Linked DNA regions of Homo sapiens: regions 1, 3, 4, 5 and 6 are each linked to region 2. A link is a loop called in an ENCODE intact Hi-C map of the cell type or tissue named here. Cell type or tissue: heart left ventricle. All regions are shown on one strand. Links, peaks and the distances in the headings refer to the core of each region. The heading gives the core; the rest is flanking DNA.

Region 1 (5,386 bases), core at 131-5,130, 220 kb after region 2:
CACAAAGAACCATGGCGCTGAAGTGGTAGTTTAATACTTGGTCTGTGGAGATATACACACAAGTCTCTGTAGGATCCTGTTTTCAAAAATTTCAAGAGTGCCATTGGCTGGTGTCTACAAAGAAGAGTTGCAGGATCTCAGAGCAGAACTGAGCCCTGACTCAAGTGTAAGAAAGAGGTTGTTCATCGTCTTCTAGGCTCAAGCGTCCCTAGAGTCCTTCGACTACCTCCTTTCACAAAAGTCTGGGATCCTTGGAGGCATTTCGAGAGGATAGAGTGGGGCTGGTTGTTTCAGTGTCTCTCCAAAGAATGTTGTCAGTTCCCTGTGGAATCCGCCAAGGCCCAAGGCCGTGTGGGGCTCCCAGTGGTGTCAGAAAGGAGTCAAATGCCTACTCCCAAACACAGCATCACTCACTCATCTTGGTTTAAATCTTAAAGGGATAGGAGAAGAAAGAACTTTCTTGCAGATGTGCTTCTTTACCACTGAAAGGAAGCAGCCTTCCTCAGAAAGTGACAACCTCCTTGTTGAAGAAGTAGAACTGAGGCAGGGTCTGAAAGAGCCTTGGGAAGAAGACTCTGGCTCTGGAGGGAGTTGGATTCTATTCTCTCCCAACTCTGAATCACATGACCCCATAATCCTTAGATATAAGCTGGGTCAAGCAGGCTTGCAGTAAACTGTGATCACAAATAGTTAATGGGGGAAACGGTCTCGGCCAGTGCAGTTGAAGATAAAATTAAAGAGCTTGAAGAACACATAATGGGAGGGAGGAAAAGAAAGACTAATTGGTAGAATAAAACCCTGCCCTAAATCTACAGAAATCTTAAATCCACAAAGGTGCAGGATTATAAAACCCATCCATAAGTAACAAGGTGATCCACATAGATTTCCTTCAGCTGTGCGAGAGAGCAGGCTGCTAGCTATGCCCGCTCTAGCTTCTTCCAACATGAATTTGCCGGTTCTTTTCCTGCTCCAGTTTGTCCTCATTTAAATGAAGCTGGTTATGTTTGCACCTCCTGGTTTTGCCTCTGTGCTCGTATACCAAGGAGTTGCCCGTCCCTGCTAAGCAGAGGCACAATCCAGGCGGGAGAAGCAGGGGATTAACATTTGCATGTTGTGTCTCTGTTCCAAGAGCTGTGCAAGGGGTTTCAGCATTTATGGTCTGATGTAATTAAAAGTCATTCTCCACACCCTCTTCTCTTCATTCCCTGGAGGGATTCAGGGAAGGAAGGACATGAAACTTGTCATTGGCTTCTTGCCTGTCAGCAGCTCACAGAGCTGTGGGAGGACAGGGGCCTTTTCTGGGAATTGCATTAGGCAGCACACCTGACCAGGAGTTTCTTGTTTTTGTTATTTTAAAATAAAATCTTGGGGCCGGGGACGGTGGCTCACACCTGTAATCCCAGCACTTTCAGAGGGTGAGGCAGGCAGATCACTTGAGGTCAGGAGTTGGAGAACAGCCTGATCAACATGGCGAAACCCCATCTTTACTAAAAATACAAAAATTAGTCGGGTGTGGTGGTGGTGCATGCCTTTAATCCCAGTTACTCAGGAAGCTGAGGCAGGAGAATCGCTTGAATCCGGGAGGCGGAGCTTGCAGTGAGCCGAGACTGTGCCACTGCACTCCAGCCTGGGTGACAGAGCGAGACTCCATCTCAAAAAAATAAAAATAAAATAAAATAAAAAACAATCTTGATACTAAGTTGTGATAGATCCTGGCCACAGTTTGCCTGTGACTCTTCTACATAAATTCAGCAGCCCAAGGCTGCAACTTTACATGGACATAACTAAAGACTAGTGCTTGTAGTGGACTGATCCCCAGAGGCAACCAGATGCAAATATCGCCAATGTTTTCTCTTCTATGGCCTTCCTCTGCTTTCCTGTCTACTTACTGTAGCGGCCAGTAAAGGCACCAAGCTTAGGGCCGAGGAGCTTTTCAAATATTTTTCTTAGGAAAATATGAAAAAGCCCTCCTCCCCACAACAACAACAAAAAACCCTCACATTGGCTCCATAATTCAAAAAGAAAACCAATGTTTAACTACTGTCTACAAAACATGCCAACTAACTCAAAAGCAACTCAACTCTTAGCTACATGTAAATTTATTTAGTGTGGGATGTGGGTGCATTTTAGTGTCTTTGAAGTAATGCAGGATGCGACCTCTAAAATAAGCTTGCCTGAGGCCCAGGAAAGCTTTGCAGCGTTCTTCTACGTGGCTTCTGGGAAGGCTCCAGCCCCTACAGAAGTAGTGAGGCCTTCAGCGGTTTCTCCTGCACCTGCTTCTGAACACTAGGTGGCAGCACGGAACTTCCTAAGTCTTCTCCAGAGGCTGAGTACAAACCTGAGCAATTCCACCTTAAGAAGGGCCATGCACAGAACCATGCAAAAAGTGCAGTAATTCTTGGACGTGGCTAATCTCTATAATTCACCAGATTGCAGATACAAGTGACAGCTGCAATAGGGGTGATGTTCTCTCATTCGCTGTGTCACCGGGATGCTATTTCGAATTTTCCCGAGATTAGAAAAAGGATTCCAATTGCCCCCAGGGCCTTGCCGTGTAATTTTTATCAGTCTTGATCTGTGAGTTCCCCTAGGCAGCGCGTGTGCCTGTATGTGTGTGTGCGCTCGCGCGCGCGTGCTCACACGTGTGTGAATAGGTCCTTGGTGAGATATGAGGCTCTTGTGGACCACACAGAAGTTGTTTCAGAGGATGAATTTCCAGATTCATCCCCAACTCCAAGACTCTTGCCTTCTCACTTGTTCATTCCTTCAGATTCAGTGGTGCAGCGCCAGCTTCATAGCCATACAATCTGTGCAGTTGTACGTTGCCTGGTGTTCAGCAGGTCCCTATCTTTGATTTCATATTCTGCTGTCACTGTCTTGAAATTCTTAATACTTCTTGAACAAGGAGTCCTTCATATTTACTTTGTACTGGGCTCCATATATGTTATATAGCTGGTCCTACTGTGGAAAATTATGGCCAGAGGTAAATTTCTCTCTAAGATGTGACTCTGTTCTTTCTCAGCATCATCTCAATGACTGGCTTGTCTTAGACTTGAGAATGGGAAAAACGTGGGCTTTTGGTCAGATGTACTTGGATGCAGGTTGGGAGCCTGCTACTTACTGCCTATGTGACCTAGAGCACATTTGTTAACCTCTGCAAGACCACCTCATCCTTTAGAAGAATACAATCGTCCTTTCCTCATAAGATGTGGTGAGTACGAAGTGCTAGGATCCATGCAAAATGCCTAGCACACAGTAGGTATTCAACAAACATTCCTTTATTTGCCCCCATCTCTCCTGGAAATCACCGTCAATTATTTCTACATTATCTCCCCTGTCCAGAGTACCCAGCCTTAGTTGGAGTTAAAGCTTGGTTTTATTTACAGTGAAGCAGGTTTAGGGCAAATGTTCAGTCTCTAACCCATCTCGCTGTGAGTTGAAAGCAGTTTCTTATTCTATTCAGGTCTCTGTGTTGAGCGAGATGCATGACCAAACTGTGGTTATGATTTCTGCACCACGGGAAAAACTGGCTTTACAGAGCTACCTACTGTTTGGGGAACCTCTAAAGAGAGCTTCTGATTGAAATGCCATCTTCAAGGAATTTCCCTTGTACTAATTAGCTTAATATGTTGCACTTGTATAATGTGTTTTTCTCCTAGGATCTGTGGATACTTGGCAAACAGCCATTAATCACATCCTCTTACCTTGATGTCAGATGACTGCAGTTGACACATTCATATCCCTGCCTGGATAGGGAGTTGGAGGGCCCTGGGTCTGAGGCCTGCCTCTGCTCACCATTTTTGTGTGGTCTTGAACAACTTTTCTGGACCTCAGTTACTTCATGTGTAAATTGAGGTTAATAAATTATATTTGGAAATTGATTCTATGGCTAAATTCTATGAAGATGAGATAGTCTCCAAATAGAACACTCTTTATAAAGTAGAAATAATTCCGCAATGCAAAGGATGACAATATTACATTTTGACAGTGAAGTTCAGGTTTAAATTCCAGTGCTATATTGAACATTATGCTTTTGTAGGCATTGAAATTTCCTCTTGCGAGGACTGGGATTGGATATCCAAGAGGCAAATGGAAAATTCCTTTGACCACTAAGATGTTAATTGGCTTTAAGATAATGTTCTGCAAACAGTCCATTTGCCCAACACTAACAAAAAATGAGTACACACCGGAGGCTTGATGAATTCTCACTGGGCCTTTTCAGGACATCCTTAGGTCCAAGTGACTCTGTGTCATCCCACCTATCTATTGATGAAGGTCAGGCAAACTAGGGTCACCACTTGTGACTTGAAGCATTGCCCTGTCTTCTCATCTTGACAGTAAGCTCCTTGAGGGAAAGTCGGGGGTAAAGTGGTATTTGCCATTACATACTGAACATAGTCTCTGCATCAGTAGGCCCTCAACAATGACTGCAGTGTGAAAGGGGATGGCTGAGTTAGTCCACCACTGCCGACTTCAAAGGTTCTCCAAAAAGCTCAGCAGCTGTGTAAGAAGAAAACCGTCCGGTAGTGCCTCTGTGGCCTGAGCTAAAGTCTCCCATTCAAGAACAACTTTCCTGTACCAGGCTGATGCTGACTTAGCCTTTAACCTGCGAGGTTCTTCCTCGATAAATGCAGTTACTTTTGGTGATTTCGTTAGTCTTATGAAGGATTTTTGGTGACTGGTGTGGGAAAGTTTATCAAAATTGTACCCCACATCTTTCAAAAGGGCCAAAGTGCTATTATCCTATTAAAAATCAGAAGGCCTTTCAATGTGAGCTTTGAGAGAATAAGGCTGTAGTTATGAAGTAGCTGGAGCTTCTCACTATTAAACTGCAGATATGATCTCAGACTGCTTTATCATTTAATTCATATGCTAAGTGTATCTATATGAATTTCTACTTATATATTCTTGTATGTCTATATGCTTTTTAACATTTTTGAGCCTATCCCTTTCTACCAGCTTGCACAGTTCTTCCCATAGACATCAGACAGGAACGAAACTGACATTATATATTACTGATCATTAAAGATTGATACTATCTCTCATTTAATGAAAGGAGATAGCTATTTACAACATTGATTAAAAGATGAATTTAGTGTGTATCGTGTAAGCTATAGGGAGAATGGGGAATAGACCTTAAGCCATCTGTCCCTGACTAATCATTCTGTTATGATAATTAAGGCCACAGTTTTGTTTTTGTTTTTTTTTTTTTTTTTAAGTTGGCCCCTGGAAGGGAAGCAAAGCTTGGAATCTCTTGGAGTTAAATAGCCTCTGAAGCAAAAGGTCAATTTCTTTTAGCCCCAAATCATGAACCCCCTTTGGTATAACACTCACTCCTCATCCTAATTGTCTTTCTTCCTGGCAGGAGGCAGCTGACCTTGACCTG
Region 2 (5,386 bases), core at 112-5,111:
GGATCACACATCTAATAGAGTCTGTCGTCTCTATTAGAACATGAATTCTTTGAAGGCAGGGATGAACACCACCCCTGTCCTATAGTCACTTCAAGTTCAGCATGTCCACAACTGCACCTAAACAGGGAGTGAGAAACCATTAGATAATAGATAGTGAAGTGAAGCCGGGAGCATGAAGGATTGGGGTAAAGCAGAGCCATACAATGACCCTGACATCTTCTTCCCCACCTGTTCCTCCACCTGTGTCCTCTGTCGTCTTCTCCATCATCCAACCTAGAAGTCTGAGCCACTTGCACTCTCCACCCTCCTTTACTCCACAACATCTGATAAGCCTCCAAGCCTCGCTGATTTTACCTCCTAAATATTTCTTATATTTGCATGTTCTTCTCCATCTCTTCATGGGTTGACTTCATCATCTCTTACCTGGATTATAGTAAAAGCCTCTGAGTTGGTCTTATTTCCTCTAGTTTTGTCCTTCTCCCATTCCCATTCTTTCCTAGCCCTGCTGGATTGATGGAACATACCACTCTTGTTTAAAATTTTACCAATCAGTGACCAGCCTGACCAACACGGTGAAACCCCATCTCTACTAAAAATACAAAAATTAGCTGGGTGTGGTGGTATATGCCTGTAATCCCAGCTACTTGAGTGGCTGAGGGAGGAGAATCACTTGAACCCAGGAGGCAGATGCTGCAGTGAGCCAAGATCGCACCATGCACTCCAGCCTGGGTGACAGAGTGAGACTCTGTCTAAAAAAATAAAATAAAATAAAATAAAATAAAATAAAATAAAATAAAATAAAATAAATAAAATCTACTTAATGAATGTGGCTTTTTTTTGTTTGCTTTATCCCCTGGCCATTGGCATCCCCATCTAGCCTGGAAGATGGGTTGGTCGTTAGGGGAGGCATGCCCTCCCATTATGAGGTGAATTGTGTCCCTCCAAAATTTATATGCTGGGGTCCAAACCTCCAGTATCCCAGAATGTGACCTCATTCGGAAGTGGGGTCATTGTAGATGTAATTAGTTAATTTTAGATGAGGTCATACTGTTGGAGGGTGGGCCCCTAATGCAGTAAGACTGATGTCCTTATAAAAAGGGGAACTTTGGACACAGGCACACACAGGCAGAACGCCACATGAACATAAAGGTTCATGATCATAGGATGATGCTTCTATGAGCCAAAGAATGCCAAAAATTGCAAGCAAATCACCCAAATCTAGGAGAGAAACATGGAACAGATCCTCCCTCACAGCCCTCAGAAGGAACCAACCCTGACAACTCCTTGATCTCAGACTTCTTGCCTCCAGAATTGTGAGACAGTAAATTTCTGTCATTTTAGCCACCCAGTTTGTGACCTTTGTTAGGCAGTCCTCCTAGCAAACTAACGCACCTCCGCAGCGATGGTTAAGACTGAACTCTGGGGCAGGAAGCTTGCTTGGCTGGGCAGGGCTGCAGTAAGGAATTATGGGGCTCAGCATGCCTCCCGGCTCAAGTGCTGGAGGGAGAGCTCCCAAGGATCCCAAGTCTGCCTTTGCCACCCTCTGAAGACACGGATTCGCTGACAGCGTGAAATCTTGGATCTCCATTTTTTCCCTTTCAATCTGAGTCAGAGCCCATGGGGTGCCCTTCAGGAGCTGTGGGTGCAATATGCTTTCTATGTCAGAATTAGCCAAGAGGTGGGTTGCTGTTGCCTTTTTCCAAAGCACAATCCCCACTGCTGGTCCATCTGATAGGTACTCTTGCAAGAGAGGAAAGATATGTTTCATGCCTTTAACCACCTGGAGACCGGACCAGAAAGAATTGCTTTAGCCACTACTCCATGTGCCCTTAGTAATGCTAAGCACACCTTTGAGCAGGTTGGAGACCTCTCATAACACAGATCATCGATGCAAAATAACTTGTTGGAGTGCTTAGTCAATTTCCAACCATTCCTTCTTCTCTGCTGGATCTCTGGTTGCAGACATGGGTTTGAGCTGTCAGCAAGAATTGTGAAAGTTGAGTGTGTGTGTGTGTGTGTGTGTGTGTGTGTGACTGAGAGAGAAAGAGAGATGGATGGAATGACTGACATGTATCTTTGATGGCTGTCCAACCAAAAGAAATAGGATTTTCAGATTTCTTGAAAACTGTGGTGATTCAAAATCATTGCCAGGGAGATTTTGAACTTTCATTAAGAAAAACAGGAAATGAGAGACTCGTAAAACCCAGGGAGGAAATCTGACATTTTGAGGCCACTGATTGACTCCATTTGAGGCACTAACAAGAACCATCGAGCGTCCTGTGTTTCGGATTAAACAGATTCTTCTTGATGAGGGAAACATTCCCCGAGAGATACCTTTGAGGGCGGACCTGTAGCTTACATTTGAAGCTATGAGACTATCGCCCTCTGCTGGCCAGAGGCTCTTTGCAGCTAAATCCTACGCATCCACCAATGAGGAAAACAAATTCACCTAATCCAGTGAGTCCAGGTGGGATTTTTCTATCTCATATATATATATATTTCATTTCTCAATTTATTGTGGGGAGGGGGTATTTGGTGAGACAGAATAAAGAAACAGAGTTTTTAATAGCATACTTATTGAAGTTACAAGAGGCTATCACAATCAGTAGGGAGAAAGGTTATTTTTTGTGTAGATGCTTCAACCTGAAGAATTGCTTTTTCTTACTGATGCTAAGACTTAAATCCTCTTATGATGATATTGTCAAATAAGAACCTGCCACTGGCCCACCAGGGTAGAGAAAGAGTAGATGCTTGGGTCAGGTTGGGGACTCTACAGTTTGTCTTTCCAGATGGAATAGGGCCAAGGGGAAGTGTAGGGGGAAACAGGGAGGAAAGTGGGCATAAGATCCTCCTAAGGGGGATCTGTATGACCTGGGAGGCAATTCTTTGAGAAATGCAAAAAAAAAAAAAAAAAATTGTCCATCCTCCTGATCAATTTACTAGGAAGAGTGTGATTTTAGGGGGGAACAGACACTACCTGAATGGCCTTCCAGACATTGTGGGGCATTGGTGAGGACCCTGAAAGCCCTTCTGTTGGAACTGGAAACCATTTTGACATATTTGGGCATATTTGGGATATCAGTAGAGATGCTTGGGTGGGGATCCCCTCTCTGTAGAACTGTTTGTATTTGGATTATTCGGGTTTGAACTATTCACTTATCTATTAATCATAATCAGGCCTTCTACTATAGTCTCCTCTTATCTTCAAAAATAAAGTTAGCTGGGTAGTGATAGAGCAGAACAGTGATTTAAAACATGGACTCTGGTGTCAGACTGGTTGGATTATAATCCCAGCTGTGTCTCTTATAGCTCTATGACCTGGGTGAGCGATGTAATCACACTTTGCCTCAGTTTCCTCATTTATAAAATGGGTATAAATGGTACTTACCATGTAAGGTTATTGTGAGGGTTAAACGAGTTGATACACAAAAACTACTTAGAACAGTTCCTGGAACATAGTGAGCACTCAGTAGTTATTTTCTGTCATCATCATCATCATCATCATCATAAATGACCAAGACTTATGAGGCCAGATATTTGTTCCCGCTAACCACCACCCCATTTTGCTGTGATCACACATGTTCTTGAGAGTGAAAAGAGATATGCTTGCTTGGTATGGTTGACAGTACTGTTCCATGAAAGGGCCGCATGTATAAGGCAACCTCCAAATGCAGAAGGAGCCAAGTAACCAAAGAAAGAGGCAGACAAATATAGTTTGTCAGTTTTGAATGATTTATTATGGGGAACTTACAGGCAGAAGCAAGGTCTTGGGTGGTCCCAAGACAGGTAGATCTCTGCACCACAACACCCCCCAGACCCAGGGCTTATATCTTGAAGAAAAAGCATACATGCTCTGGAAGGGATGTGTAGATGGCTATGGGTGTCACAGCCTTTGATTTCTGCAACTACAAGGGTTGTTTTGGAGGAAACTTACAATGAATAGATGTTCCTACATAAAGAGTAATACATCAACTAGACATTTTGGAGGCATTCCTGGACTCGGGGTTAGTCATAAGTTACATGATGAATTACCATTTAAAATAAAGTCATTCTTGTCCCCACAAGTACAAGCATTCACCAACATCCAATCCACTTCTTCTAGAGACATGGAAGACTCCTGCCTGGAATGTGGGCAGGGCCATGTGAGTAGCTCTGGTCAGTGAAATGTGAGTGCATGTGGCTTATATCATCACTTCTGGGCTGAGACAGTTAAAAGCCCACACATGATTCTTCAGTTTCTTTTCCTGTGCCACAGCAACCAAGAAGGTCACATGTTCCAGAAGCTGCAGCTATAAGGTGGGTGGGGGGACCTAAGTGGGCCTGGGCTCTTGAGTGACTATGTGGAGCAGAGCTGCACTGACTCTTTCTTATCCATGGGTAGCACAAGCGAAAAATAAACTTCTGTGGTGCAAAGTCACTGAGATTCAGGAGTTGTTGCCAAAGCGGAGCCGAGCTCAGTGGTTCCCAGTCTGGTCCCAGGTAAGTATCGGGGGATGTTTAAGAGATGCAAACCCCCAGGCTTCACCCCACGCAAGCTGAATCAGAGGCTGAGGATGGGGCCAGAGTCTGGGTTTTAACAACTCCCTCAGGTAATTCTGATCTAGCTCAGGATTGAGAACCACAGCTGTAACTGATCTTGAATGAAACAGGTGCCAGAAGCCTGAGGTGAGATCTCGCTCTGTCAGCTTCCAGTTATACAGGGAGCTTGCCCCAGAGGCCACCAGTGTTTGGGATGATCCATTCTGCTTTACTTCTTTCCTTTGGTAGAGATATTTAAACACTAAACACCTGAGAATATTTAACTACAAATATACTGATGTGGTTTGGCTCTGTCCCCACCCAAATCTCATTGTGAATTGTAGCTCCCATGATTCCCATGTGTTGTGGGAGGGACCTGGTGGGAGATAATTGAATCATCGGGATAGTGTCCCCCATACTGTTCTCACGGTAGTGAATAAGTCTCAATAGAGCTGACGGTTTTATAAGGGGAAACCCCTTTTGCTTGACTCTCATTTTTTCTTTGTTAGCCACCACGTAAGATGTTCCTTTGCTCTTCCTTCATCTTCCACCATGATTGTGAGGCCTCCCCAGCCATGCTGAACTGTGAGTCAATTAAACCTCTTTCTTTTATAAATTCCCCAGTCTTGAGTATGTCTTTATCAGCAGCGTGAAAACGGACTAATACATATACTAAGGCCCAAGCTACTTACCTGAAGTTAAGAAATCACCTGGAAATAGGTTCAGTTGTAGCCTTAAGAAGGTGAATGCTTTCTAGATCTTCCCAGTTATGTCTGAAACCATCAGGTTCATTGCGCTCTTTCTCATTCTTTGCTTGACAGCCCCTCTCTGAAGCAGAAAAGAAAGAGTCTGATGATCCCTATTTCAC
Region 3 (5,386 bases), core at 136-5,135, 360 kb after region 2:
TTCTTTTCCTTACCACACGGGGGAAGGAAGCTGCTTGTTGCAGAACATCTCAGGAGGAGTGTTTCCGGAGATCTCTCCTCCTGGGCTCCTTCTCTGTGAATCCCTTGCTGATGAGCAGCACAGGCAAACCTGCAGAGAGGGTCTGAAGCCACCCAGTCCCTTCCTTACTCAGGGTGGGGTGGAGTGGAGCTGTGGAAAGACCCTCTGTCCTGCTCAGGGACCTCAGCTGCTCCTCAGCTTTCACAGTGATAACCCATTCTCCCTGGCGCCTTGGTGCAGCAGAGGAGGCAAGCACTATATAAATGCTAAACAGATGAGGCCGTGCTTGTCCCAGGAATAAATACACCATCCACTCCTGCTGTCAGTTCCGTACCTTTCATGAACACAGACACATCTCCCAGGAAGGGGAAAATGGTGGTGTCACTTCTCTATTTATTTTTGTGATTTTATCTCAATCATAGCAGCAGAATGTTGCTGCTTGTTCTATAGCGGAATGTTCTATTTTTTGTTGGTTTTTTCTTTTTTTTTGGTGTTATTGATTTATTTTTTTTTTTCAGAAGGACTTTATGGTTTGTTATTTTAATTTCCTGAATTCACATTCAGAAAATGGGATGTTTTCTTCTGATTGCCCCTCCAAAATAACAACAATAATAACCATCATTTGTATAGTGCCCTCACAGGCATTATCTCATAAAAATTTATTAGACCTGGACTCAGATGAAATGGATTCCTGTCTTGATTTCACCGTCTACTTGCTGTGTGACCTTGAATACATGACTTGGCCTCTCTGAGTCCTAGTTGATTCATTTGTATAATGAGCATCGTGAGAGACCTGTTTTTCCTAGCACAAATGCTTGTGCGAGGAGTAAATGGGATAATTTATATGAAAACTTGAGATAGGTATTGATTTTTAGATGAGAAATTTGAGGCACAGAGAAGCTAAGTGGCTTACACCAAGTGCTGTAGCTTATAAGCAGCCCAGGCTACATATAAACACAGGTCTTCTGATAACAAGTGATCTATCCATGAACCTGCAGCTTTGAGTGATGACTGAGACTTGGAGATGGACATGGAAGCCAATATTACAAAATGGAATCACAGTTAGCATTTATTAACACTACATGTCAGCCACTCTTCAAAGAATTTTTCTGAATGAATTCATCTAGTCATAATAACCCTATAAAGCTATCTCATGTTCATTTTACAGAGATTAAGTCATTTCCCCAAGATCACAGGAGCAGTAAGTGGAGTCATCTAAATTTGCACACAGACTGACTGCAGGACCTGTGTCATTAACCACTACCTTATCCTGCTTCTCTCAGATCACTCCTGTTCCATGCTACTGCAGGTCAGAGCGGATCATTTTCCAAATCAGCTCCAGGGGAGGTTGGGACTCACCTGGCCTCTAGGAACCTTTAAAAGAAGGAAGAGACTGGGGTGCAGGAGTATTGGGTCATTTCTCTGTGGAAACTCACTTCAAGGTCTGTCCTGGGGCTTAACTCTCTAGGTCTGTGATTCTCACACTTGCCCACATCAGAATCTCTTGGAGGGCTTGTTACAAGGCAGATGACTGGGCTCCATCCCTGGAACTTCCATTCTTTCAACCTGGGGTGGGACCTGAGAGTATGCATTTCTAACAAATTCTTAGGTGACGTGGATGCTGCTACCCAGGGACGGCATTCTGGCAAACAGTACCCAAAATGACAAACCATGGGACGACATCTGGGTCCCAGGTTCTGTATAAGAAAGAACTCGATCTGGACCCTAGAAAAGCCAAAAGCCCATTCGCGGGGTCTCTGTGAAAATGTTTAGCGCTCAAAAGAGCTGGGGGTGTCCTCCCCGGGCCACAGCTCCTCCGCAAGGGCGCTCACTGGGGCTGGCCGTGAACTGCGGGCTGAGGGCAATGGGCTCTGCATTATGGATGGATGAGCTCCGAAGCCCCCGCTGCAGATAAAGTAAACACACAGCCGCTGCAGCCGCGGGAAAGCCCGGGACCCAGCCACCCAGCCACCCAGCCCTCCCAGACAGAACTTTTCCTTCAGCTGTTGTTGTTTTCCTCTGCTGCTGCCTTCTCATCGCCTTGTACTGACAATAGTCGTAAATAACCGCAGTGCTGTAGAGAAATCATTTTAACAGGAGAGAGTCAAATAAATACATTAGACCTGACAGCTTAACTACGCGGAGTCCATTTGTATGTGGTGGCCGGCAGCTTCCCGAGGCTGACGGGGAACACAGAAGCCACAAGAGGGAGCGCCGAGCTCGCTGTGAGTCAGGCCGACGGCGGGCGGCCTCCCGAGCCCACCCCAAGCCCTGGAGTGGAGGCTTCCGCCTATGCTGAAACAAAGCTTTCAGGCTCCGACTTGCGTGGAAAAATAATGCCAACTCCTGCCTCCGTTCCCCAAGCCTCCAGAGTAATGATTTGGGGTTTAACTCGGCTGGGGGTTTAGGGTTACAGCTGGGGTTGAAGTGGTAGGACCAGTCTCCTGGCCCTGTGTCCCCCCCAACGAGGAGTGGAAGAGTCACCAGTCACAGCAGAAGCACCAGATGTTCATGCGTGTGCCACCCACATGTTCCTTTTCTGGCCCTGGTTTCCAGCAATGGTAGTTTCTGCCTAGCTCAGCTGATCCGGCAGATCGTGGAGCTTCTAAGCTCGATTCTCTGATTCCCAGGAGTATTTATCTGCCTCTTTTCCTCCCTGTGGGTGAGAGCCAAGGTGTCCTGATTCTCAGGCTGCTCACTCTTTCAGGAAGTGCTGAGGCTCGGTCACCAGGAAGGGCATGATAGACTCAGGGTACCAACTTCCTCTGGGCAAGCAAGCATCCATGGAGTGGATTCACAGAGTCTCGTGGGCTGGCTGTGCTCGGCCTGAAGCCCTCTGCTTCCTCCTTGTCAGGGCTCAGCAGCCTGTGAACTAGAGGGCTTCTTTTGTGACTGAACTGCACACCAGCGAGTGGGAGAGGAGCTCTCGGTGCAGAGTTGCCTATCTTGGGTTCAAACCTGCTGGCACCCAAACATCTGGAGGTCAGGGATGGGGAGGGCAGTGGGAGAGGCAGTCTTTGCATCCTCCGAGTTCTCACAGAGCTGGGTCTTCAGAAGGGGACAGAGAAACATAACCAAATGCTCTGCTGGCTAGTTGGTGGAGGTTTGATTTGTCTTTGCCGTCTTGCTAGGTCCCAGACTTCAAACTCCTTGTCAGCATGGACTGGATCTTAGTTGCTATTAAAAACCTAGAACCTAGCCGAATACTCACTACGTGGCAGTCTTTTTGTCAGTGCTTGATTATAGGGGACACATTTTAGAAATACTTACTAGTTGTCTTTGAGTCTGTGGTCATGAGGAGAATATTTCATATTCTCTAAAGGAAGTGTAGATATGACAGGTCAGATATAAAGAAACACTTGCTGACAATAAAATTATTAGATGCTATGGTAAATTCCGAAGTAGATTGTTGTCCGTATCTTGGGGACAGATTGGATCAGACCATGTCATTGTCTCCTTGAAGCTGGTAATATTTCCCTGTGGCTTTGAATGGAGCTCATGGTGGAGTGGGCTCCTATAGAACTGTCTGCTCAGCACTATCTTTTTTTTTTTTTAATTTGAGGATTTGACCCTCTGTCTATCCATAGGCTGCAGAATAGTAGCTGCATGAAGACATCCCTCCCCCAGTGCCCAGTTTTCTTATATTGGTTGAGGACTTGGCAAAGGACCCATGCTGGTTTGAACATTGTAATGCCCCATGTCCATAGCAGATTGTTCCATAGATACCTGACATAACCTAAGTTGAGTTAAATTCTTCCCTGGGAATTTTGGCACTGAAATGGGTAAAAAGAAGTCACTTTCTCTTTGCATTCCTTGAATGTAAGACTGAAAGCCAGGGTGCGTTGGCAGCCATGTTTCTCATTTTGTGGACAAGAAAAGTAAATGAGAAAGCATTTAAACAACACACGTACATATCATGCAGAGAAAAAGACAGGCAGAGAGAGAGAGAGAGAGGAGCAGAAATTTGTGATATCTAGATGACTGGATTACTGACAATATGCAAGTCTCTGCTTCCAGTTTTTTCCTTTTTTTTTTTTGAGACGGAGTCCCGCTCTGTCGCCCGGGCTGGAGTGCAGTGGTGCTACCTCTGCTCACTACAAGCTCTGCCTCCTGGGTTCACACCATTCTCCTGCCTCAGCCTCCCAAGTAGCTGGGACTACCGGCGCCCGCCACCATGCCCAACTAATTTTTTTTTTTTTTTTTTGCATTTTTAGTAGAGACAGGGTTTCACCATGTTGGCCAGGATGGTCTCGATCTCCTGACCTTGTGATCCACCCGCCTCAGCCTCCCAAAGTGCTGGGATTACAGGCGTGAGCCACCATGCCCGGCCTGCTTCCAGTTGTTTCTGAAGCCTAACTGTATCCTTCTTCCTGAGTCCTGTGAGACATCTTAGCACTTCTATAATAGTTTTTCTTAACAATGAGAACAACTCTCCCTGTCCCAAACCTGAGCTCCAGCCTGGGTATTGTTACTTGCAATTAAAAGGACTCGGCTAACTGTAGCATATAAAGCAATTGACAGTAAGATCAACTGTTGTAAAACAGTTGTAAAACCAACTTTTACAACTCTTATTTTCAATATTCTTCAACAGAATTTATCATCGCTCAAAACAGGCTGAGCAATTTTCTGCTTTTGTACTACGTGTATGTCTTCTCTGCCCAGAATTCTACAGAATTTCTTTATCTCCTTCAGCCTTTTATAAGATGTCCCCTGTCCTCTGAAGCTGCCCCAGACACTCAGAACAGATGCATTTGTTCCCTTAGCACTTCGCTCAGTCCTTGTAGAACATGTTCTTCTGTACTGGGATGGCAGAATTGTCTTCAGCACACGATTAGGATCTTGTCAAGAGTGGGAGCCATGCCCTTGTCATCCTTGCTTCCGTAATGCCTGACACATTCTAAACACAGAGGAGAGTTTGTGCAATGAGTATGAGGCTTATGTCCAAAAGCAGGGAAAGGTCCTTGTGGCCAGTAATTCCCAAAGGGTTGGATGGTAATGTGGAGGTAGGGAGGGAGGATGTATCGCAGAAACAAAGTGAACACAGCCTAGTCAATATCTCCATCTGTTTTCCTTCTTTTTTAGCCCCATTTAACTTGCACCCCTTTGTTCAACACACACACACACACACACACACACACACACACACTTCTCGCCACTCCCCTCTCGTGGCCCTAGCCCCGACCCAGTATTTAGAAGTGGCTCACACCTCGGTGTCTTCTACGATATTACACTCAGAGTCTTCGCCAAGCTCTAGTCGCCAGAGGGAACCCTTCAAACTCAAAGGCAAAAGAGAAAATTTAAAAAAAGGTTAGGGAGAGAGAGGAAAGAGGTGAGACAGAAGTAATAT
Region 4 (5,386 bases), core at 170-5,169, 420 kb before region 2:
TACTAAGTAATGAGATTGCTAGGTCAAATGGTAGTTCTGTTTAAATTATTTGAGAAATCTGCAAACTGCTTTCTACAGTGGCTTAACAAATTTACATTCCCACCAACAGCGTATGTTTCCATTTCTCTGCATCCCCGTCAATATCTGTTATTTGACTTTTTTTTTTTTTTTCTCGAGACGGAGTCTCGCTTTATCGCCCAGGCTGGAGTGCAGTGGTGTGATCTTGGCTCTCTGCAGCCTCTGCCTCCTAGGTTCAAGCGATTCTCATGCCTTAGCCTCCCGAGTAGCTGGGACCACAGGCACACACCACCACGCCCAGCTAATTTCTGTATTTTCAGTAGAGATGGGGTTTCACTATATTGGCCAGGTTAGATGTTATTTGACTTTTTAATAACAGCTATTCTGATTGGTGTAAGACGGTATCTCCTTGTGGTTTTAATTTGCATTTCTCTGATGATTAGTGATGTTGAGCATTTTTTCATATGCTTCTTGGCCATATGTATGTCTTCCTTTGCAAAATGTCTGTGCATTTCCGTTGCTCACTTTTTAATGGGGTTATTTGAGGGATTTTGGTTGAGTTGTTTGCATTCCTTGTAGATTCTGGACATTGGACCTTTATCAGATGCAAAGTTGGCTAGTATTTTCCCCCATTCTGCAGGTTGTCTGTTCACTGTGTTGATTATTTCTTTTACTGTGCAGAAGCTTTTCAGTTTATATAGCCCCATTTGTCTACTTTTGTTTTTGTTGCATTTGCTTTTGAAGGTCTCAGTCATGAATTCTTGGTCTAGGCCAATGTCTGGAGGAGTTTTTCCTAGATTTTCTTCTACACTTTTTGCAGCTTCAGGACTTACATTTAAGGCTTTAATCCATCTTGAGTTATTTTTTGTATGTGGTGAGAGTTAGGAGTCCAGTTTCATTCTGCATATGGCAATCCAATTTTCCTAGCGCCACTTACTGAATAGGGTGTCCTTTCCCCAGTGTATAATTTTGTTGACTTTATCAAAGATCAGTTTGCTGTAAGTGTGGGGCTTTATTTCTGGGTTCTCTATTCTATTCTACTAATCTGCGACTATTTTTATACCATGCTATTTTGGTTACTAACACCTTGCAGTATAATTTGAAGTCAGGTAAAGTGATACCTCCAACTTTGTAATAATACCAATCTGACAAAGCTTTTTCTAACGAGGAAATGACAAGAATGTGAAAGAAACAATGATTACTCTGTATTTACTAATTTTTTAAATTTTTTATGGGTATATATATAAGTGTATATATTTATGGAGTACATTAGTTATTTTGATACAGGCATACAATGTGTAATAATCACATCAGGGTAAATGGCATACTGCTAAATTTTTGATAAATAACAAGTATTATCATATGATAAGAAAAAGCAACACACTTTATTTCATTAAAACAAGAAATATACATACATATATATACGTATATATATACATATATATACGTATATATATATATGTGAAATATTCCTTCATCCTTAAAAATGGAATTTAGGACAACTGCCAAAATGACATCTGAGGAACACTAGATCAACAGATATTAAGATGTGAGATTTTTAAAAAGGAAGGTGGGGGCGTTCCATGATGAAACGTATTCAGGAAATATTGGGCTAAATAAAGTTGAGAAGTTTTTCAGTGCAGGACTTCTAGAGCCATTGATATGCTAATTTTCTAAACTTAGCCATCTCCATCACAGACTGAGTGGCTCTAGAGAAGCCCTAACAATCTGGAACAGCATTTAAAAATCACCAATCTAATACAATATTCTAACATTTTTTATATATTTTGTAAAATGTACAAAAACAGATGAAAGGTGGAGGGAAAATGAATTCTGTTTACAATAAAGCTGAGGTTCTATAAGGCATAATTTATAACTACATATTGGGTCCAGTTTGAAGGAACCAGAAGTAAAAGATAGCAAACAGGAGGTCTGTAATTTTTACTTGTTTATTAAAATTGATTTATATGCTAATTTTATATTGAATATACTTTAAATTGTGCTAACTGCAAGTACATGGCTTTAAACGTGATGAAAAGTCAGACCAATATATAGCTGAATTTTAAAAAGTATAAATTGAAATGAAAATATAAATATATCTTAGAGTTTAAATAAAAACGACGCCTTGGACATCTAAAGCAACAATAATTTCACAGTAAAATTTCATATATACACACTAGGCAAAGCACTGAAGTATTTACTAAATATATTTTCATATTAGCCATTAGATGGCACCATATATCTACTAGTTAACATAACTATACTATAATTCCCCTGACATGCTCAAAAAGTAATATAAAATATATTTAACTTCTACGTAAATATAATACACATTATCTTTTATCACTGTTAACTTTAAGCTTTAAAGGAAGAAAGATGATATAAGCAACTACATTTATATCACCATTTCTGGAATGTTAAAACTTAATAAGTAATCTCATTCAGAAATCAAATGAAATGTTCTAAGACAATGATTCAAAGGCTGAAGAGCAGACAGCTAGAGAATGCCTTTCCTTAAGGTAAATGTAAGATAAAACTAATTCTCTACCTTAATAAATTTTGTTTTTACTTTTTATTCATAAACCTACATTGTCCAATTTCCAATTCTTCTAAATAATCAAATTTCTGTCTCCTCTTAAATTTCACCATATCTTGTTCTCTAATCCAGGACTCTCAGTTCCTGTGTAATTTCCCAGTCTCTCCTGAAATCGCTGCTGCAGATTTTTATATAGTCTATTTAAATACCAAAAATGACCCCATTCTAATAATCACATTTTCTACTTCCAGTTAAGATAAAATAACATGGACAGATTTCTCCCACCACCTGAAAACACTAAAACAAGACAGAGCGTATGAAACAATGGCACTCAAGACACTGAAGATGGGCAATAAAGGAGTGATCATTCAGAGGAAGAAAAAAAATGAGATCATCTGTATGACTATGATTTTCCAAGCTTACTACCTGGAGAAAGGGGACAGTGCGGTCACTGTACAGTCAGGTGAGTGTTGAGGAGATAAACCTGGGAGTATGAAGAAGCCAAGTGTGCTCAAGTTCATGTGGCTGAGTCCCGGAATAAAAAGCTGTGTAGACAGAGAACTCCAGACACCTGCACTGAGTCACTCCTAAGATACAGTTCAGTACTTCTTAGCACATACATGTAAGGAAACAATCAGAGGCTGGGAAAAAAACTGCCTAAGAGGATTAGAGGGAAGACATGCCAAATCTTACACAGAGCATGAAATGGGGACTATTCTGAAGATCCAGAATTTTAAAATCTCAAACCTTATGAGCCACTGATTAGACTGACATATGAAGGATTTTGCTTCAGAAAATTAATCTTACACTAAATGCAGGTTTTGCCCCTCCTAACAAAGGTGAAAAGCAAGACTGAAAGGAAAGTCTCAGGTAATTTAACCTATCTCAGAATAAAGCTCAAGAACTAATCACGATTAGATCTAACACTCAACAAGGGAAACTTCACAATGTTTGGCATCCAATAAAGAAATTATCAGGTATGCAAAGAAGCAAAATGAAAAAAACCTAGCAGAAAAATTAATCAATCGAAACTGACTCAGAAAATTGATAAAATTAGGAGACAGGGACACTAACAATTATGATGATATATTCCATGGGTTTGAAGAACCAGAGGAATGATCGAATGTGGTAAGAGGAGATACGGAACTTTTCTTAAAAGCCTAAATCAAACTTCCAAAGGTAAAAACTAAAATGTCTTAGATAAAAATACACTGAAAGAGACTGACAGCACATCAGATATTACAAAAGAAAATGTTAATGAACCTGAAGACATATCAACAGAAAGCATAAACACAACAGAAAGACTAAAAAAATGCAAATAATCAGTAAATTGTGGAACAACTTCAAGTAGATAAATACATGTGTAATTGAAGTCCCCACAAAAGAGATGAGAAAAGAAGAAATCAAGAAAACATTTGAAGAAGTGATGGTCAAAATTGTTCCAAATTTAATGAAAACTATCACCAAAAGCAGCTCAGTAAATTCAATGTACAAGAAAAAAACGAAGAAAACTACACAAAGGAACATTATATTCAAATGGATTAAAGTTGTAAAGATAAAAACAGAAGTAGTCAGAAAAATTACACATTATCTACAAAAGAAAAGAGGTAAGGCTGACAAGAGATTCATCAGAAATAATAAAAGATAGAACAAGTGGCACACTATCTTTAAAGTATTGAAAGAATAAAAGCCGCTAATCTAGAAGTCCTTGCCAGTTAAATGATCTTTGAAAAGCAAAAGGTGAAATTTTGTAAAACAACACAACACAACTTTGAGTCACACAAAAGGATATAGTTTGGATATTTGTCTCCACCCAAATCTCATATTGAAATGTAATTACCAGTGTTGGAGGTGAGACCTAGTGGGAGGTGTTTGGATCATGGGGGAAGATCCTTTACAGCTTGGTGCTGTCCTTACAGTAGTGAGTACTCACAAGATCTGATTGTTTAAGTGTGTAGCACCTCACCCACATTCTCTCTTGCTCCTGTTTTCACCATGTGAAGTGCTTGCTCCCACTTCATGTCCCACTATTAGTAAAAGCTTCCTGAGGCCTCTACAGAAGCTGAACAGATGCCAGCGCCATGCTTGCACAGCCTACAAAACTTTAAGCCAATTAAACCTCTTTATAAATTATCCAGTCTCAGGTATTTCTTTATAGCAACACAAGAATTGCCTAATATAGAAAACTGGTACCAAGGAGTGGGGCTCTGCTATAAAGATATCTGAAAATGTGAAAGCAACTTTGGAAGTGGGTAACAGGCAGAGGTTAGAATAGTCTGGAGGGCTCAGAAGAAGACAGGAAGATGAGGGAAAGTTTGGAACTGCTTAGAGATGAGTTAAATGGTTGTGACCAAAATGATGATGTTGATATGGACAATCAAGTCCAGGCTGCTGAGTTCTCAGATGGAAATGACAAACACACTGGGAACTGGAGCAAAGGTAACTCATATTATGCCTTAACAAAGAGCTTGGTTGCATTGTGTTCATGTCCTAGGGATCTGTGTAAGTTTGAAAATGAAAGATAATTGGGTCGGGTATGGTGGCTCATGCCTGTAATCCCAGCACTTTGGGAGGCTGAGGTGGGCGGATCACAAGGTCAGGAGTTCAAGACCAGCCTGACCAATATGGTGAAACTCTGTCTCTACAAAAAATACAAAAATTAGCCGGGCATGGTGGCGCATGCCTGTAATTCCAGCTACTCAGAAGGCTGAGGCAGGGGAATTGCTTGAACCCGGGAGGCAGAGGTTGCACTGGGCGACAGAGTGAGACTCCGTCTCAAAAAAGAAAAAAAGAAAGATGATTTAAGGTATCTGGCGGAAGAAATTTTTTTTT
Region 5 (5,386 bases), core at 252-5,251, 320 kb after region 2:
AGTTTCAGACACACTTTTGCTTGTAGTGGCAAGAGAGCCCCCAGCATTTCCAGACTCAAACTCCATCTCACTAGTACCAGGAAAAGTTCCAGGTGGGCTCCCATTGGATCAATTTGAGCCATGTTCCTTCTCTGAACTAATTACTGTGGCCAGGGGAATAGGATGTCTTTATGGATCATGCCTTAGCCAGTTGTTCACCCCTGAAGCCTGGAGTGGGGCCAACCACACCCAAAGTACATGGTCTGAGAGTAAGCAAGAAATGATTCCGCCAGGAAAATCAGGAGTCTTCTTTACAGAAGAGCAAAGATGCTGGCAGGCAAAAACAACAGATGTCCACCCCAGATGCCAACAAGAAGCCAAAGTCATAAAACTGAACCAAGTACAGTTATGTACCGGTTTCTGGAATCCACCAGGAAAGGGTCAGATCTATATGAGGACTCAAGGTGTAAATGACAATTGCCCAGACGGCATTCTATATAAGGGTCTCTTTTTTAATAAATGTTTCAGGCCCTCCCTGGCCTGCTCCTTAACGCTTTAGAAAGAAACCTACTCTTTCTAGGCCTGACCCCAGAAACCCTAGTGCAGAAAGGGATCCCTTTGTAGAATGCAAGAGTGTCCTCCTGCCTTTCACTTTTTCATTCTCACAAAGTCTGGTCTTAAATCTTCACCCAGGCTAGACTCCTCCCCACCACATACATCTGTTTCTCCATTGATGCTACAGAGTAATCAGAAAGGGTCATTGGTATTGCTGTTCTGGTGAACATATCCATTGAAACAGATGCGTAGCAGATACCTGGGGCAGGAGTGGGAGTTGAGCAATGTGGCCCCGGCATAACTAGCATGAAGAAAAACCAAGGTAGAAGAGAAGAAGTGAGGAGCTGCCTAACAGGTTATATTTACCAAAATGTTTAAAAGGAAGGAGGAGGAAGCATACTTATTAGAAGATCTATCTCCATTTAAACAGCTCGCAAAATTAGCCGTCTCACCCATATGCCAAACACTGACAAAGAAAACACAACAGTCCTAGCACAAAAAAAGAGAGAGCAGAGCTGCAGTCTCAGGCTCTGAGAGGGCTCATTATCAAAGCTCTGTCTCCATCCTGTTGATATCAATCCTGGCAGGGCACCGTGGCTGCTGCCAGTGGAGAGGAAAAAATTACCCAGGCTGACGCCTCCAAATAATTGATAATTTGCCTCCTAAATGAACAAATCAAGTAAGATTTAATTGTTGGCGGGGACTGCCATCCAGGAACAGCAAAGTATATAATTGCTTAAGCATTACATATGGCTTTCCACGCATCCCCCCTCCCTCCCCCTTTCTTTTTATAAACCAAACATAATTGTTTAATGACATTGATGGGGAATAGACTTGTGACATTAAAAATGACACTTATGACATAACTGTCAGTTGATGACAGCTCACTGACAGCGCCAGTGAGAAATTAATCATTTTAGATGCTTTATGGTTTGCTCATTTAATGTCACAAATAAGATCTTGCTATCTAACCACATATAATCTCTCCCCGACAACCAACTCTGGTCCCTCTCCAGGGACAGTTTGGTTATTATCCTGCCTCTGGTATGGGGGCTGGCTGAGTGGGGCCTGGGGTAAGATTTTAGGAATAGTTGGTGGTGGGTTACCTGCAGGGAGGGGCTAGAAATTCCCTGGGGAAATTTGCACCTGAGCGGAGTCCACATTTAGTTCTCTCACTTGCCACTTGTTTAAGGAAGCTTTCAGGGGGAAAGAGCTAAACTGTTGGGACTGATTCTAATAAAGACAGAAAGCTGAGGAAGTAGAGAGGCTATTTTTAGCTGGTTAATGGGGAGTAAATGGGGCCACCCTGTGATATGCTAAGATATGCCTTGTGCTCATTGCTGACTGGTACTCCCACACTCTCTGCTGGGCAGACATCTGTTAATTGCTTTCTGTTGGACTTCACTTTGACATTTGGAGAAATGGAAGGAGACTACCTAACTATTTTCTCCCTAAACGATGTCTCTGTGGAGCTTGGGAGCAAGGGAGGAAGGAAGTGAGGTGAGTTGGAAGCTTGCTCTCTGCTCGAGTTTGCTAAAACCTTCAACACAGTGTGCCCAAGGCACTTTGGCCTGGATTTTATTGAAAACCCCTGTGTGGGCTCCAGACAATCCGTCACTGAAGTCTTTTCTTCCATGCTGCATTGGCCTGTGGTCTATTTAATCCGAACACATGCTTATCTCTCTACCCACCTTTCCATACATTTTACTAATCTTGTAAATAGATTCTAAAAAAATAATAAAATAAACTTTCCAATTTATAACAAAAAATGTTCTTCATCTCGTTGTGCATGCATCAGTGCTTTCTTGAGGAGGCAGCTCCTGTCACCAAGCAGCAGAAGGCTAAAAATCAAGCTTCCTAGGGTGAAGGTGGTAGTTTCACTCGTACGTAATCTTACCCTGCCTTTTCTTTCATTTAGACACCTAAGTTGCATTTGTATTTGCATTTAGTTAGGTTTAGCTATGTGGTGTAGTGCAATTAATGGCCACTAGGTGGCAACAAAGGACCTCTTGGCCTGATTATTGGCTGTAGGCAGTGACTGATACAGGTGAAATGAGCCTGCCTTCTGTTATAACAGTACCAGTGAAGACTTATTTGATGCTAACCACCTGGCAGGCACCATCATAAGTGCTTGCTTCTTATACATTAACACTTCGATCTGCAACAATCCTGTGAGTATTACAGAGATTAAGGAACTCACTCACATACCTAGCAGTTGGCAGAGCTGAAATTTAGCTTCGGTTCTGACTAATGACAAAGGCTGTATTCTTAGACTGCACTTTACTACACCCTTAAAAAATACCCTTCCAGTTTGGGGAAGAAGTTGAATAGCCAAAACAAATGCCTCACCATCACTGAGCTCTGAAGCTTCCTTCACATAAAATAAGAAGAAAAGGACACAGAAAGAGCAAATTTATCAAGGTACACAGACTCTCAGAGTTGGACAATTCTTGACCCTGTAGCCTAGGCTCCCATCCAGTAGAGGGGTCTCCCTGGCACAGCCCTGAAAGAAGATCACATGGTCTCTGCCAGACGACTTCTGGGAACTGGTCGCCAAATGAAGGTGGCATGAGTTTCTTCTCTGTCTGCTCATGGTGACTTTTCTTTCTAAGAAGAGGAATTCAGAGAGAAGAGACCAAAAAAAAAAAAAATCCGAACAAACAAATTCATAGCCCCTATCCATCAAAGTAGCTCTAGGGAACAATATGGATATGATGGTTAATTTCATCTGTCCACTTGACTGGACTGTGGGGTGCCTAGACACCTGGTCACATATTATTATGAGTGTGTCTGTAAAGGTGTTTCTGAAAGAGATTAACATTTGAATCGGTAGACTGAGGGAAGCAGATTGTCCTTGCTAATGTGTGCTAGCCCCATCTGATCTGTTGAAGGCTTGAATAGAACAAAAAGGCTGACCCTGCCTAGAGTAAGAGAGAATTCCCCCTGCCTGCCTGACTGCCTTTGAGCTGGGACATCATTTGTTTCCTGATGTTGGATTCAGACTAAAACATTGGCTATTCCTGGGTCTTGAGGCTGCTGGCATTTGGATTGGAACTTACAACATGGGCTCTCCTGGGGCAGCTTGCCACTCCAGATCTTGGGACTTAGCCTCCATAGTTGCATGAGCTAATTTCTTATTTTATTTATATGTAATATATACTATACATATGAATATACAATATATAATATGTATTATACATATGAATATATAACATATAATATATATTATACATATGAATATATAATATATATTATACATATGAATATGTAATATATATGAATATATAATATATTATACATATGAATATATAATATATATAAAATAACAATTAGCTGTATATCATAATATATAGAATTATAATGTATATTACATATAATATATATATAATACGTATTTTACACACATGCACATACATATCCTATTGGTCTATTTCTCTGAAGAACACAGACTAGTACAAAAGGTCAACCAAAAAAATCTAAATTATAAAAGAATGAAAGCTGCCTCCTTATTATATGTAGTGCGTGGTTAAGCAGGAGGGACTCTGTTGTCAGACCACCTGGGCTTTAGTGCTGGCTCTGCTCCCTCCTGTTTGTCCTAGGAAGCTTCAGTGACCTCTTTATAAAGGGGATAATCATAAATGAGATGATGCAGATACAATTCTTTGCACAGTGCTTGGCAATTAGTAAGTGTCTGTTACTTTCCTCAGGTATTTGTTATTTCTTTCAATCAGTTACCAAGCAATCTTGGCAAAATAACTTACTCTACTTTTTTCACAAATGAAAAAACCTAGAGGGGAAAAAATAGGCATAACTCTCCTCTTTTTTCTTCTTGGAAGGGATGCATGAGGTCAAAATGGATTAAAAAAGGGCCAGGCATGGTGACTCATGCCTGTAATCCCAGCGCTTTGGGAGGCTGAGGCAAGAGGATCACTGCAAGGCTCATGACCACTGCAAAGAATCATCATTTAGTCAGTAACCGCTTCCAAAGGAAAGGAGAGAAGCCTTCCTGGAGAGCCCAGCCAGTGCAAACAGCAGTCATTTCTGTGTCACAGCTCTCGGCTTATTCAAACAGGAAAGTGCAGTGGAATGCAGACTGCCAGGGAAAAGCATTCTTACAATATAATGCACATAGCTTTGTGGGCCTCCCTTAGTTTTAAAAATTATTTCTTAAGAAAGAAAGAGGCCTCCCTGGTGTAGATATAAAATTCTTTTAGGCCGGGCACAGTGGCTCACGCCTGTAATCCCAGCACTTTGGGAGGCCGAGGCAGGCAGATCGCTTGAGGTCAGGAGTTCAAGACCAGCCTGGCTAACATGGCAAAACTGTCTCTACTAAAAATACAAAAATTAGCCAGATGCAGTGGCGCGCGCCTGAAATCCCAGCTACTCGGGAGGGTGAGGCAGGAGAATCACTTAAACCTGGGAGCCGGAGTTTGCAGTGAGCCAAGATTGTGCCACTGCATTCCAGCCTGGGTGACAGAGCAAGAGCTTGTCTCAAAATAAATAAGTAAATAAATAAATAAATAAAATTCTTTCAGTGGCACCTGCACCTAGTAAATAGCATCTGATGGAGGAGACTCAAATGCCAGTGCTGAACTTCTGAGCAAGTGGGTTCTCCTCCTTCAGTTCTTGACTCTGTCTTTCCCTCTCCACATTGACATCACTCACATTGCTGGGGAGTTTGTACACTCTCGTGGCTTCAGCTAATCCCTCTCAGAAGGAAACTAGAAGACCTTCCTCTGCATGCAACTCAACAACTGGACATTTCCACCCAGATGTCCAACTATGGCCTAGAACGCTACATTCTGAGGTACCACTCCCTGTTCCTCGGGGCTCCTGGGCTAGACGGTTTGAG
Region 6 (5,386 bases), core at 126-5,125, 920 kb after region 2:
AATCAGGATGTACATAACTTTTGGGAGTTATGGGGAAAGAGGTGCGATGAAATAAGGGTGTATGTGTTTATGGAAGTTTAATATATCGGAAATAATTAAGAAAAAATAACTCAACTCTTATGATTTTCATTTTCAGGTTTGGGAAGATCTCTGCAAAGCCTTCAGTAGGTTCTCTGAACCCTGGTTAGCAGGACTAAGGGAGAAATATGAGTTTGCTTAGGATCCATGGTGTGCCAGGAGTGCATAAGCTCCATAATATGGGCAGGGATGTTTGTCTTGTTCACTCCTGTATCCCCAGCACTGAGAAAAATAATGACATAAATAGGTGTTCAACAGATATCTACAGAACAAGCACATGAATTATAGAAAGAAAATGAATCATGCCTGGGTTCTTCCATCATGGCAATTTCCAATCCTCTTCTTATAAGCCAAAGTTCTTTTTCTTATGAATGCCTCCAGGGTTTCCCTATTCATCCTTTCACCAACACACACAAAGCACTTAATCCGTGCTTAATCCTAGTACAGGTCCTTAGTGACACATACGCTAATCTGCTTTTCGCCACCTAGTGCCAGATTTGTAAATTGACTCCTCCTGAACCTTCCTTTCCAGAGAAATGGAAGGTTTCCCCTCTTCACTCTGTGGAGTTAGGGACCTGGGAAAACATCTTTTCCTATCCTCTTCTTTTGAGGGAAAACAATTATTAATGCATCACAAAAGAAAAGTATATATTCTCACCTCAGATATGTTATCAAAGGAAATGATAAGTTGTTTTCATAGTGTTGAGCTTTATATATAAGGTAGATTTGGGGACCAGACAAGCTGGTATGAATCCCACTGCTGCCCACGGTAGGTATGAGAATTGGCAGGTTACTTTTATATTCTTAGTTTCAGTTCTTTCCCCCCTAATATGGATGAAAATAATAGTAATGCCTCTCAAGGCAATGTGTAAAACATACCCATGGTAAATATTCATTCATTTATTTATTTAACAAATATTTAGCAAATGCCTTAGATGTCCCAAGCATTATTCTGTTATAGCCTCTTGGATACAGCAATTAACAATGCAGATGACAAATCTCTGTCCTTATTTTGCTTATCAATTAGTGTTAAATAAAGATTAGCCATTATTATTGATATATTATACTAAACCTGAATACTCTAGAACTTTTCATCTAGACTAAGTCTTTTCTTCCCCTGTAATTGATGTCAGTGAGTCATTTGTATTTACTGCACAACTGCAGAGTACAGAGCCCTGGATTGAGTCTATATGGAGGGGGAAGAGGAAGGAGGATAGACTGAAGACGTGGCCTCTGCCTTCAGGAGTTTATAGTGCACACGCAAAGACTAGCAAGGATGAAAGGACTTTTGAATTTAAGAAACATGCATAAATTAAACATACCGCTCTTTTTGGCTTGTCCTCTGAGTAATAAGAACACGAGTGGATTTTCATCACTGTCTGTTGTAATCTTTCCAGAAAAACCACTGAACCATTCTGAAGGCTTCAGGAAGAGAAAACTAATGGCTTTATCTGAACTCCTTGGGAAAGAATGGGGTTTAGTAAGTAAATGGATGCATGTTTCTTAAACTGGCAAGAATCCTCATCAAGTGTCCTGACAAGGCAACAAGCAGATGAATGTCAATGTTATGTATCTGACACATTACCCACACACGTAACTCTGTGATTTTATAGAATTTTAGCCTCTGAAGGAGATTTTAATTATCCTCTTACTCAAATCTTTACCTTTACAGAGAAGGAAATACATGCAGAGGGGAAGAGTGATTTCACCCGAGGTGGTGCGGCTAGCATGTGGACTGCCTGGACCAATGCCTCAGTATCCCCATCGCCAGCACAGTGTTTTTTCTAGAACCTCTTGAAGCCTAAAGCCTCAGTATCCCCATTCTTAGTCCAGAGTTCTTTTTAGAACCTCTTGAAGCCTCCTTCTGTCTGACTTGGAGTGAAAACCCTTAGAGCTCAATGGCCTTTTTAACCAAATTGCTTGCTCTGAGCTCAGGCTAGTGGCATGTTGTGAGGGAATCTGAGTAGGAGCTTGTTGATAAACAGGTCCTGGCAGTGAGATTAGACACATTTCTAGTTATGGAAAAAGAAAGGGGGCTTTGCAGGTGCTTTTCCTCATACTGTTCTCTTCTCAAGGAGTTCAGATAAAGCTGCGAGTTTTCTTCTCCCAGACCCCTCAAAATGGTTCCACAGTTTTTTTCTGGACAGACTTGAATTAACAGTCTAATCTCACTAGTACTGAGAGAGAGCTGAGAACAAGCAAGAAAGGGTGGTGTGTTGAATGCATCCATGTTTCTTAAATTCAAGAGTCCTTTTGATCCTTGCAAAAGACCTCTGTCACTGTGGAGGAGACAGTACTCCAAGTTCCCCCAGTCTTGACTAAACCCCGTCTTCAATGCCTTTTGCTTCTGAAAGGATCTAGATTCGCTTGGGAAAGGGGGAGAGATTTTAAAAGGAGGTGACACCTAGTGGTCACTGTGACAAACAGCAGCCTACAGCGAAGAAGGCCGGTTGCTAAGGGTAGCAGCTGCAGCCATTTGTCTCCACTCTGACTAAATGGCCGGAAGAATCATAGAATGTTTATATTGGGAGCAACCTCCAGAGATTTTCTGTCAAGACATCTGCCTCCAGCCAGCACGAATAATATGTCTTATGCTTATGGTGTTGTATAAAACACTTTTACAAATATTATCACGTTTAATTCTCACATCGGCCCTGTGAATTTTGTAACATCATTATCTCTTTTTTAAAGACGAGATGATCAGTCATAATTTAGGCTTCTTGAGCAAAATCACTCAGCTAGTGAGCCATGAAGTAGGAGCTAGGAGTCAGGCCCTCAGCCCTTACCTTCCCACTTGCGATCAACTGTTTACTGACTCTAGGAAAAGACATGGAAGTGTTGAGTGAAACCCCGTCTCTACTAAAAAAATAATAATAAAAAAATAGCCGGGCGTGGTGGCGGGCGCCTGTAGTTCCAGCTACTCGGGAGGCTGAGGCGGGAGAATGGCGTGGACCCGGGAGGCGGAGCTTGCAGTGAGCCGAGATGGCGCCACTGCACTCCAGTCTGGGCGACAGAAAGAGACTCCATCTCAAAAAAAAAAAGAAAAAAAAGAAAAAAGAGACTGGTTTTTCACCAGGCTCAAACCCCAGCCCTTGCACAAAAATTGGCTTAGTGTTTGGAGCCAATTTTACATAAGTATTTTTGAGTCAGGAGAGAGTTTCTTCCACCTGCAAATTCATCTCTAAATTCCCTCTCCGTACATGAGAATAACAAATCTTCTCGGTGGGAAGAAAAGAAGTCGGCTTGATATGGACTGGCTGCAGAGAGGAGGGGGTTGCTGGGTCCCTGTGGCAGTGAACGATGGGGCCATCCAGGAATACGGAAGAGGCTGCTGGTTGTGTCAGAAGAGTCCTTGTAAGAGGAAATTAAGCCGGATATAACCTGATATGAAATCGCTGGGTACATCTCAGGTTCCTGGCTTAAATATTCAATAGTCTTCAGGGAGAAAATGAATTAATGAATAGGGTCATCTGACAGTAGAATTTTTTAAAAAGTGTTTGAAAAGTAAAAACGCGTTCTACCCCATCCACTCCCTCAGCCACACCCTCTCTACAGAGGCTCCAATTTCTCACAGAATTTCTCAGGTATTGCCTCACCTACTCCTACCCTAGCCCAAGCTGCCTGTCATCCCTCCCTGCTACATCTCTTGGTACTTGGACGTTCAAGTACAGCAGCCTTTAGCCGCTTACACAATCACAGGACATCCTCTGAAAGAGAAGCAATCTTCTGTGGTTTGGTTGTTTTAGAAAGAAGGCATTGTTGATGGAGGTCTTGACTTGTGGGCTGACATAGCAAGCGAAGGATGGGTTTGCTTTTTCTGGATGTTACTTGTTTAAAAAATATATTTATAAGAGAAAGCCCTCTCTATTTTCCTAAGGGATAGGGCTGGACAGGAAGTTTTCAGAGATTCAAGCCAGATGGGGGTGCAAACCTCTCAGGACCAACACAGCATCTTTCCTGAGCTCTCTACTGTGGATGTGCTGAGGTCCTCCACATGAAAGTTAGGAAGGGATATTTCTCCTTTCAGCAAGAGGCTGCTAGTTGTGCCAGATGAGTCCTTAGGAGGAAATCAAGCCAGATGTAACCTCCACAAGGTATTTTCTCTTATCATTCCCTAACAAGAAAAAAGAAATCCAAGAGACAGAACTAGACTGTATGGTAGTTTCTGTCAGTATTGAGGTTATGAGGTACACCAACTACAACATGCAGTATATTCTCAACCTCATTTTCCTATGCCCCAGCCTGCTTATAACACCATGGGGCAGGCAGACAACCACTATGATGCCCAACCCTAACCCAGAGCCTATGTGCAAAGGTTCACGTAGGATGCCTGGTGCCTTTTTCATAGGGGAATTTCAATCAATTCCCTGCACTCCTCAATTCCCAGTTACTTCCTTTTCTTCTTAGAATTCAGGAAGTATAAGTCTCCACTGGCACAAGTCTCCACTGTCTAATTAGACTGACTGATGTGAGAGATCGAATGGGTTAATGGAAGGCCAACATATATCTTAACACCTTTATTTGTGCTGGCCTTACCTGTTCATTAGTCTTAAGTACCCTAGAGTAATTACAGAGTCCCCTCGTCTGCCAGGTCTCTCTATTGCACGTAGGCAAGAGGTGTTCAGAGCTGGTTCACAGACAGTGATGTTGGTAGGCTGACTAGTCCCTTAGATTTTGAGACTCCCAGCTCAGGTGTCTGATGCTTTACTAATAATAACATCAAGGGAACCTCCAAGGGTACTGACAATAATAATAATGTCACATACTCATTCAACTGAAGACTTTTTAAAAGAATTTACCCAGACAACATTCTAGGTACTTGGGATTCATCAGTGAACAAAAAGGTTAACATTTCTGCACACGTGCAGCTTTCATCATAGCTCACAAAAGCTTTTGCCTAAACTTACCTTATTGAAGCCTTGCAAGAATCCTAAGAGTGCTGAGGTCTCAACTTTCTGTTTTTTACAGAAGGATAAACTTATTTATCCTGCTCCTCATATCATAAAGCACTCCTCCTAATCTCCAGGTCAAACTTCTGACCAACCCAATCATAATGTTGTTCTTGATTTTCTCTACCAACTATTTATGTCTACACATTGATTTTATTTCTACTGTTGGCAGCTTGGTGTCATAGAAAGAAAAAAGAATCCAGAATGAACCTGAGCTCAAATTCATTCTCCACCACTCACTAGATAGTAAACTTTAGTCAAGTCTCTTTATTCCAATTTTCTCATAAGTAAAATGTTATAATAAGGGTAAAATAAGAACTCTGTGAGACCACACTTAGGGAGATGCTGTGTTATTGGTT

What was found. Hi-C counts contacts between places; a loop is a spot of excess contacts. Peaks named below come from ENCODE experiments on the same cell type or tissue, not always from the same donor. Only the 100,000 strongest peaks of a DNase experiment are listed, where the experiment ranks them.
Region 1: it touches region 2 in a loop (2.6-fold over the local background); 13 of 110 quality-filtered maps call a loop at or near these places.
Region 3: a loop joins it to region 2, with 9 times the contacts of the local background. A loop is called at or near these places in 47 of 110 quality-filtered maps.
Region 4: a loop joins it to region 2, with 4 times the contacts of the local background. A loop is called at or near these places in 18 of 110 quality-filtered maps.
Region 5: a loop joins it to region 2, with 6 times the contacts of the local background. A loop is called at or near these places in 10 of 110 quality-filtered maps.
Region 6: a loop joins it to region 2, with 6 times the contacts of the local background. A loop is called at or near these places in 15 of 110 quality-filtered maps.

What each region holds. Positions count from the first base shown.
Region 1 is chr1:209,351,403-209,356,788 of GRCh38, reverse strand. No RefSeq gene overlaps it. Among named protein-coding and RNA genes, the nearest start is that of LINC01698, 18 kb to the left of the region's middle. In heart left ventricle, for the core only: a CTCF peak has its summit at 2,286 (motif pointing right); a DNase peak (open chromatin) is centred at 2,268.
Region 2 is chr1:209,566,629-209,572,014 of GRCh38, reverse strand. It overlaps LOC105372899 (a long non-coding RNA gene), which reads left to right and starts at 4,192. Exons shown (of 3, transcript XR_922537.2): 1 at 4,192-4,296; 2 at 4,382-4,479; 3 at 5,028-5,067. In heart left ventricle, for the core only: a CTCF peak has its summit at 2,387 (motif pointing left); a DNase peak (open chromatin) is centred at 2,384; H3K4me3 peaks cover 228 bases.
Region 3 is chr1:209,204,700-209,210,085 of GRCh38, reverse strand. No RefSeq gene overlaps it. Among named protein-coding and RNA genes, the nearest start is that of LINC01696, 120 kb to the left of the region's middle. RefSeq lists an enhancer at 2,137-2,196. In heart left ventricle, for the core only: a CTCF peak has its summit at 2,241 (motif pointing right); a DNase peak (open chromatin) is centred at 2,265; H3K4me3 peaks cover 1,084 bases; H3K27ac peaks cover 271 bases; H3K27me3 peaks cover 1,845 bases.
Region 4 is chr1:209,986,618-209,992,003 of GRCh38, reverse strand. All of the region lies in intron 2 of SYT14 (synaptotagmin 14), which reads right to left. Among named protein-coding and RNA genes, the nearest start is that of SYT14, 51 kb to the right of the region's middle. In heart left ventricle, for the core only: a CTCF peak has its summit at 2,233 (motif pointing right); no DNase peak of the experiment used is centred there.
Region 5 is chr1:209,245,995-209,251,380 of GRCh38, reverse strand. All of the region lies in intron 2 of LOC105372896 (a long non-coding RNA gene), which reads left to right. Among named protein-coding and RNA genes, the nearest start is that of LINC01696, 77 kb to the left of the region's middle. In heart left ventricle, for the core only: CTCF peaks have their summits at 2,312 and 2,516 (motif pointing right); no DNase peak of the experiment used is centred there.
Region 6 is chr1:208,649,593-208,654,978 of GRCh38, reverse strand. No RefSeq gene overlaps it. Among named protein-coding and RNA genes, the nearest start is that of LINC02769, 14 kb to the right of the region's middle. RefSeq lists a silencer at 2,434-2,620. In heart left ventricle, for the core only: CTCF peaks have their summits at 574 (motif pointing left) and 2,485 (motif pointing left); no DNase peak of the experiment used is centred there; H3K27me3 peaks cover 180 bases.